3 separate regions of the Homo sapiens genome follow, and all the other regions are linked to region 2. A link is a contact called in ENCODE Hi-C data. All regions are on one chromosome and are shown on one strand. Each heading gives the region's core, a stretch centred on a gene start or an enhancer-like site at or near the end of the contact. The rest is flanking DNA. Distances are from core to core; before and after follow the strand shown.

Region 1 (2,761 bases), core at 87-2,586, 2.9 Mb before region 2:
GGACAGAATGTTGGAAGGGAACGCTCCTCGACAGATGGGAATGAGAGTGGTGTGAGTAACTAACTGGAGGCAATAAAGGTGTTAGCAAACAGCAGGAGGGAAGAGTGGGCCCCACCGATCACTGGCTGTCCCGCATGCTGTGTGTTGTACCAGTGCCAGTGGGAGCTGCCTATCCAAGCCTTGGTATTAACAGCATGTGACTCTGGCAGATTCACAATGTCCTCATTGGCTTTGTCAGTATGACAAGCTTTGACTGAGTCCCTATCCAACTGAGGGGCCACCATCCCCGTCACCCTCCTTTCTGATGCCTTTTCTCCTGATCATCCCTTCTTCTTCCTTCTTCTTTGTCTGGCTTCTTTTGTTCTTCCTTTTTCTGTCCCTCACTCCTCCTTACATTATATTCCCAGCTTCCTTTGGGATTTTTGTTTTAACATAAGGAGAACCTTACCATCGATGTCAAGCTCAGCATGATATAACCAATTACCCTAAAACCACAGCCATCTAGCCTTATCTTGTATTAAAAAAAAAAAAAAGAAAAAAAAACAGATGTTGCCTATAATTGTATATCTGCTCAGGTTTAAACATAAATTGCAGTGAGAATTCTTAAGGCAAGAATACCATTGAACCAAAATACGTTATAACAGAAAGGGGTCTCAGATGCTTATTACCTCCTCCCAACTGTATTTCATTTTACAACAAAGCAAATCACAGCTTGGAAAAGTTAAATGAGTTCCTAAGGTTCCACAATAAATAAGGGCGAAGGGGCCACTACTTAGGACCCAGATCTCCTGATCCCTATCTAGTGATTTTTTTTACTTCATGAATTTTAATGTAAAAAAAGAAAAAGAAGCCACAGATCCTCTAGACCCTTATGCAATATAGGGAAATATTCCTTAACCCCAATCGTGCTTTAATCCTTCTTCTACTGAAACAAATACAGCTAATGAATTAGAGATGCTCTTTTGTTCTCCTGTTAACTATCTGACCTTAAGGAAGTCACTCAACCAATTGGTTCTCAGTATTCTCTTTCCACACTGAGGGAAGTGGACAGATAATCTATGGTTGCTTCCAGCTCCAAAATTCAGTGACCCTTTAAGCTTAACTTCTTTCACCAGAATACCTGTCATTTCTAGGTAAATAGTGTTCTCAGTCCTTTCTGTTAAAAGAGGTTAAGTAAATAAAAAGGAAAGATCAGGCTATGCTTTTGGCCTAGATTATAACTTTGTGACCAAGGATGAAGGAATTTAATAGCAATAAGAAAGCTTCCAGGGTCTACCATTTACAATTTAAATACTTTACTTGGGAGGTTAAAAGTTCAAAGTTGAGTCACAGTCTGAGGTGGCTCTGCTCTTCCTTTTTAATTATCTGAGGTCAGGAAGTTAATAATACGAGAAATCCCCAGCGGAGACCTCTTGTGCACTGTGTGAACTTTAAACTTGCTCATTTTTTTCTTAAGGGTAAAAAGTTCAGCAGAAACACAGTGGACTTTTCCTCTTAGCCTCCACCCATTCATCCCCCAAGGTCAAAAGTTGAACTGTAAAACAGAAACCCTTGTTCTCTGATCCACATTTAAACAGATCACTTATTAAAAGGTAAACATTCCACATGCAAGCCAAAGTTCCAAGTGAATCTGCTCAATAAAAATAAAAAAACTGTAATAAAGTCTTTGATCTTTTCCACTTGTCTTAGAATTGAACAACAGAATTTATTTTCTCGTTTTTTGAATCTCAGAGAAGGGGCAGTCATATAAGCTCTTTCCTCACCTACCTCTGCCCTGAGATTGGCATATCTAAAAGAGATAAACCTAAGATATTTTAAAATAGTCAGATTTGGAGCCTTACCTTAAGGCAATTTCTTCAACTAATTCTACGCCATTTATGTTTGTTTATTTGTTTTGCTCAAACAGGAATTCAAGAACAGCAAATGTGATTTAAATCAGAGATATAAAGTACTACAGAATAAAAAGGAGTTTGCTGAAAATGGTAGAGGATGCTGTATTAGTCCGTTTTGCTGCTGATAAAGACATATCTGAGACTGGGCAATTTACAAAAGAAAGAGGTTTAGTGGACTTACAGTTCCACTTGGCTGGGGAAGCCTCACAATCATGGTGGAAGGTGATAGGCATGTCTCATATGGATGGCACAGGCAAAAAAAAAAAAATGCTTGGGCAGGGAAACTTCCTCTTATAAAACCATCGGATCTCGTGAGACTTATTTACTATCATGAGAACAGCATGGGAAAGACCTCCCACCAGGTCCCCCCGACCCACCACAACACGTGGGAATTTAATATGAGATTTGGGTGGGGACAAAACCAAACCATATCAGATGCAGAGAAAATAAAGAAATGGATGAATATATCCAATGAACCTCATATGAATAATGAATGGAAAATATCTGAGATCTTCACAGTGTTAAAGCTCAAACAAGAAGTGAAATAAATAGCTACAGAGCTCCAAATAAGTATTTAATGATAGTGACAAGACTCACTTTCTTGAAGTAATGATGGCAAACTTTAAAAGTATGGAAAAGCCATTGACCGAATACTAACCCAATCCAATCAGCATGCTTAGGAAAACTCCCTGAGATGATCACATGAAGCTGTTATTTCATGCAACCCATGTGTCCGTTTTTTTCAATGTGTACTTATTGGAAATGCTTTCACTTGTTTAAACAAGTCCTACCTGTGACTCAATATTTGTTTAAAAACTTTTTAAGAAAGCATCTTTGTCACCGTTTATCTATCTAAATGCGAATAATAC
Region 2 (2,744 bases), core at 127-2,626:
CCCTTCTCAATGGCCAAGCACAAAAGCACATTTACATCTGTGTGTATCTAGATTTGTATCTTATCTATCTATTGAAAATCATGCATTTACCCCATTATCTTCAATTGCAACCAGACTCACAGGGTTCATTCTGGTTCTCTTCTTTCATATTTGTAACTCTTTGAGGAATGAGAAACCGAACTGCTCAATTTCTTAATATATTTACTTATTTAAATTCCTTCCTATATAACCAACCCTGTGTTGCCACTTTGTCCCTGTAAAAGAAATCAGAATCTTGGGACCTCAAACTCACTACGCCAAAAGGAAAGTTAAGCCTGGGAACTGAGTCATGCAAATATTGCCTTCCTTCTTCCTGAAACAGATAGCTGTCATTTCACAATCCTATGTCATAACATTGTATGTAAGCCAGGTTCCCAACACGGCAAAAGGCCATATACATCCCCAGATGGCCCCCTTCACAGATTGCTCTCAAGGAAATTCCTTGTTAGCTCCAAAATCTTTCAGGATACATATTCCCCTATAAAAGCAACACATGCCAATTGTAACCTTGGTCCTGCCACCTAAGTTTAACTCCTAAAACCGAGTTCTGTTAAATCTCACCCTGACCATGTCAATTACGAGCTTATCTTCCAAGGTACAGAACAAGTACAAGACACGAACCACTCCTGCGCCTACTCTTGAGATGGATGCATAATTGTCTCTTTCCTTTCTCTTTTCAAGTGTTCACCTTCTTTTATGTAAAACATAGATTCCTTTAGTGCTAGTTACAGCCTCACAAGGATGTAACTATTTGTTTCACTGCCTACCCTCCTTCCCTTTCCCCCACTGCTTGCTTTTTCCCCTTAAGTAATGAGTTCCCCAAACCCTCTTCGGAAAGCCCAGGTTACAGATGCTCCTGTGACTTGTGTTTTTCCTGGGTCGTCCTCAAACTTTGGCTTAATAAACCTCTACTAATTGAGACATCTGCCTCATTTTTGTTTAATAACCTTTCCCCCTGCTGATGTTTCCTCTGCCCACTGAGGCTCTGGCACCCCACCCCCAATCTCCTGCTCCCCACTGCCCCCATGGGTGCCCTCCTCCTCCCACTCTAGATCTGATAGCCTGCATCAGACCTCCCCACCCACCCCATGCTAGGCCCTCCTGGTTTGCTCCAGCTCAAACACACCTCACTATGCCCCTGTGAATGAGGACTAACCCTAACCTTGCTTGTTGCACCTGATAGTTCTAGGATGGAATTGTTCCAAAGGAAAGAGGAAGGAATAGCATAAACTTCATTTTGGGGTTTTCTTAGGGGATTTTGCTGGTGCTATTTCTGGCATCTACCAGTAATGAGAGTTTACCTAAGTTGACTGATCAGAACAATTCGGCATACCCAGACATGTGGCTAAGCCGCTGGCTGCTCAGAGGCATGAATTCTTTCGTAGCGGTAGTCTGTTTTCCTGTTCATTAGCGCAACAGGAAACCAAGCACTGGTAATTGGATAAGTCCTCCTTTTACTTGTAATGAGCACCAAGTTAGTGGTAATGACTAAGAGGGCTACTTAACTGAGTTTCAGATCTTGTTCTAAAATTCTTTGTATCTAAGTGAGCTTCCATTTCAAATTCGTTCAGGTATGAGATTGGAATTTGGCTTCTTATGAGCTCATCTGCTATTCCATTTACCTTAGCCTTCTCTTTGGTTCCAGGATATGGTGCCAAAAAATATATTTCTGCACAAGAGATGCTAATATGATAAGGGACATCTGGGGGCTTTTGTACACATTGCTGTGATTTTCTTCTGTTGACCAGAAAATCCTAGCCACACAGTACCCACAGGCCCTTGAACATATGACTACAATATATAACTTGAGCTGCTTTAGTTTGAAGATCTAGTGAGGAGCAGCAGGGTAAGCGATTTCCCCCACCTCCAACCAGGTAATCACAATAGACGTGTGTAAGCTTTGAAATTTCCTATAAACAAATTTTGCTGAAACTGGCTTTTTGATGTAAAGCAGCATTTGTTATGCAAGTTCTACTGCTATTACTCTTCCCATAGTCTATTCTGGTTGACTTTCAGGATGAAGACATCTAAGCTACTTCTGGATTCCCTAGAAAACTTGTGCTGCCTATTCTTTTCCAACTGTGTAGTCCTCTCCTGGCTGTTTCTGTGGTCCAGCAGACTGTGGAGAAATAGCTTACTATTCCATTAGAAAGAAGATCTTGTGTAATAAAAATAAGAAGTGGTATCAGGTCATGGGAGCTTTGGAAATGGAATCGAGATTTGGTGCTTGTCTTTGCCTCTGTGGCTAACAAGGTATAGAACGTTTGGAAGTTTCTTAACTGACTTAGGCCACCTAAAGGTATTAGAGTAGACAAGCAGTTTGTAAAAGGTGCTTTGCAGGTAACCAGGGGCCTGCTGGTCTCTCATAGCTGCCTCAGAGGCTCATGATAGAAGGTTTGAGAAACTAGGGGATTGTCACTGAGAGGGATACAATGGGGACTTCGGTCGAATAATCTCCATTGTCTTTCGAGCAGAACAGCAGCAGCTCTATTTCCTATACATTTCACATTTTGTAATTCTTGAAGGATTTTTTTTAAAACAAAGACCTCTGCTAAAACCAAACCAAACCAAATCAAATCAAATAAAAGCTGCAAGACTCCTGAAGGTCCCTCTAGCTCTACATTTTTAGTACTTTCCTATGATATTTATATATCCCACATGCTGGTTCACTTTGTCATCTGAGATGAGACTAATCTGTGTCCATC
Region 3 (2,757 bases), core at 130-2,629, 2.3 Mb before region 2:
CTTACTCCTTGAGCAAGTGCTTACTAAGGAATCCTTTTTATAAAGTAAAATACAACCACATATTAAGACACAGTTGTTCTAATCATGCATGTGGCTATTTTATTATGGCTGTTATATAAACACTACACCATATTTCGCCAACAGAAATGCAAAAACATTATGAAAGTGTTACTTCTGATCAGATATGTATCTGAAGCCGTTGAGTTTTTATATCAGGGATTGTATTATTCTGGCCACCTGGGGAAATAAGCAGCCAGGAAAATCTGGCTTGGACTGGGACAAGACTAATGCACTAATACTTATTTATGAAAGCATCATATATTCTGCTCTTCCGTGAATTATTGCAGTAAGAGTTTCACTGCAGTGTACATAAGGTGAAAATAAAAGCTGGAATGCTTCACTATGTGAATGTGCCACAACCTACCACTGAAGAAAGGTTAAGGATTTTTCTTTGATTTTTTAAAAAACTAAAACAAATTTATTTAGAGTCTCAATTATTGCTCAGTTAGGATAGAGACCTTTCAGCAGGGTAATATGTTGTTGCATGAGCAGATTTTTTTAACAGTAAAAAAGAGTATTCACTGAGGTTTTATGAAGATTAATCGATACTCTGGATAGATATTAGATTAACAGTCTTCAGATCCATTAGAAAAAGATGGGCTCAGATAGTTTAATTTAATATTTTTCATTTTCCAAAGATTATTCATGTGAATATCCTTGATGAGTTCATTGTTGTCTTCAAGAAAAAGCCCGCGCTTCCTTTTAGAGCTATATAATCAAATGACCCATCAAATTAATTAATAGAATTTTAATCTAGTGCAGCTAGCATGCTAATTAACTTGTCAAGTATGTACACAAAGTCTCCATGAAAGTTATTTTTGAAAGTCTTTGCAAGTGTGTTATGTGTGATTGCAAGTGCATGCAGTACCTTTGAAGCAATACACAAGAACCTTGGAAGGAACAATAGCTGGTTCCACTGAAGGAGGAGAACTGGGCAGCTGAGAAGCAAGGGAAAAGGAAGACAGACATTTTAAATTATGTGTCTTTTGTATTTTGAGTTCTGTTCCATTAGCATATATTACTATTTTTAAAATTGTTTTAATTAAATATTTGCCCAAGATGCAACAAAAGAAAGAGAAAGGTAAGAGAGGGACAAGAAAAGGGTAAAAAAGGGGATGTGAGAGGGGAGGAAGAGAGAAGCAGGGAACGCTTAACATGCTGTTGTAACCCACTATTACAAAAATACCCTAATCTGAGATCCTCTTTCCTTCCTACTCTTCTCCCCATGAAAGTTCCACTCAAACTAATCTGAATCTAGTTCAAGTCCTCATCATCTCTCGCCTGGTTGACTGCCACAGACTTCTGTCTTCCCTGACTCTGATGTTATCTGAACCATCTGCAGAATAAAGATCTCTGCCTGCCCCGCCTCCATCATTCTCATTTCCTCCTACCTTACGCTTGAAACTCTAGCAACACTCAACTGCTTGTTTCTTTTTCAGCAGTGCATGTATTTCCTGTTCTTCATGCTATTGCTCCTGTGGTTATCACCACTTCAAACATGCTATGGCCTTCCTTTGCATTTATGACATTGTATTGTAATTATCTGTTTGTGTGAATATTTTCCTCCCTGGACTGCAATGGACTTTATTTACATTAGCAGGATCAGGGTCCACTCTTCTGTCAACACGTAAGGCTGCTCAACACGTATTGATCAACACTGGGAAAGACAGCGTCCTCCACCTAACTCTCTGAGATCTTATGAAAGGCATTTTAGCTGCTATTTCCCTATTTCATAAATGTAAACAGCACAATATACCAAAATAATTCATCTCTTGTGAGATTATCCACTAGTTAATGTTTCCATTCTATCTAGAACCCAAATGTGCTAGTATCCATATCATCACCGTTGACTTCCTCACATTTTTATTATGGAATTTGTCCAACCTACTCAAAAGTAGAGACAATAAGTAATGAGCCCCATGTGCCAATATCTTGACAGTTTCATTTCATGTATTCCCCAAACACCGATGTTTAAAGCAAGTCTCAATCACTGGAACGTTTTACCTGTAAACACTTAATTATACTTCTCTATCACAATAAGGATTTTTTAAACATAATGACCGTGACAGTGATTGATAGTCTATCTATGACATTATAATCTGTTTTAACATTTTAAATAATTATATTAGGAAGTCTAAATTCCAAAATCATTTTCAATCTGTTTAAATAATTGGGGCATCACTATACTTTTTGGACGTTTCTCTTCAGTAACTGGAAAGGGTTCGGCAAAGATTAACAATCTGCATTTTTGCAGATGGACAAGTACTGTGTGTTCAGGTCAGGCCTGAAGAGTATTAAAAGAACTCTGAGGAGGATGTTTCAAATATCCTGGCTATGCCACTCAAACTAATGCTATTAATCGGCTCCTACCTCTCCCTCAACTCTCATAGACACTAAATTCCTATCTATAACTTTTCAGCAAATATTATTCTCTTTACTTGAGTTATCAAAGATAGCCCCAGAGCAATGAAACTATTCAGTTCCAAAACCATCACATTTACTACGATTGTCACAACAATAATCCTTTCCTAAACGTATACATTGTTTTAAATGTCTCAGGACACTCAGAGTCAATGTTAGTTTAATTTAGTTACTTTAAAAAACGAAAGTTGAAGTCAATAAATCTCACCATGGGCAACCTGTTTCCTAGCTTGGGCTGCAGACACAACAATTTATCTCTTGGAGTTACCCGTAACT

The links. A loop is a pair of places that touch in the nucleus more often than their neighbours do. Pooled maps may share reads with other maps.
Region 1: a map with no recorded cell type shows a loop between it and region 2 (19-fold over the local background). The contact joins two enhancer-like sites. A Hi-C loop is called at or near these places in 9 of 37 single-sample maps with no recorded cell type and 4 of 50 pooled maps.
Region 3: a loop to region 2 is called in a map of tibial artery, with 25 times the contacts of the local background. The contact joins two enhancer-like sites. A Hi-C loop is called at or near these places in 1 of 168 maps with a recorded cell type or tissue (tibial artery) and 3 of 50 pooled maps.

Annotation. Positions count from the first base shown.
Region 1 is chr21:14,876,540-14,879,300 of GRCh38, forward strand. The region is part of intron 1 of ASMER1 (adipocyte associated metabolic related lncRNA 1); the gene reads right to left. Among named protein-coding and RNA genes, the nearest start is that of ASMER1, 41 kb to the right of the region's middle. RefSeq lists an enhancer at 1,511-1,580. Within about 2 kb of position 1,337, at least 4 of the 41 ENCODE cell types and tissues checked have a DNase peak (open chromatin) inside an H3K27ac peak, as active enhancers do.
Region 2 is chr21:17,779,320-17,782,063 of GRCh38, forward strand. The region is part of intron 3 of C21orf91-OT1 (C21orf91 overlapping transcript 1); the gene reads right to left. The region is part of intron 2 of LOC124900465 (a long non-coding RNA gene); the gene reads left to right. Among named protein-coding and RNA genes, the nearest start is that of C21orf91-OT1, 12 kb to the right of the region's middle. RefSeq lists an enhancer at 1,148-1,367. Within about 2 kb of position 1,377, at least 5 of the 41 ENCODE cell types and tissues checked have a DNase peak (open chromatin) inside an H3K27ac peak, as active enhancers do.
Region 3 is chr21:15,512,937-15,515,693 of GRCh38, forward strand. No RefSeq gene overlaps it. Among named protein-coding and RNA genes, the nearest start is that of USP25, 220 kb to the right of the region's middle. Within about 2 kb of position 1,380, at least 6 of the 41 ENCODE cell types and tissues checked have a DNase peak (open chromatin) inside an H3K27ac peak, as active enhancers do.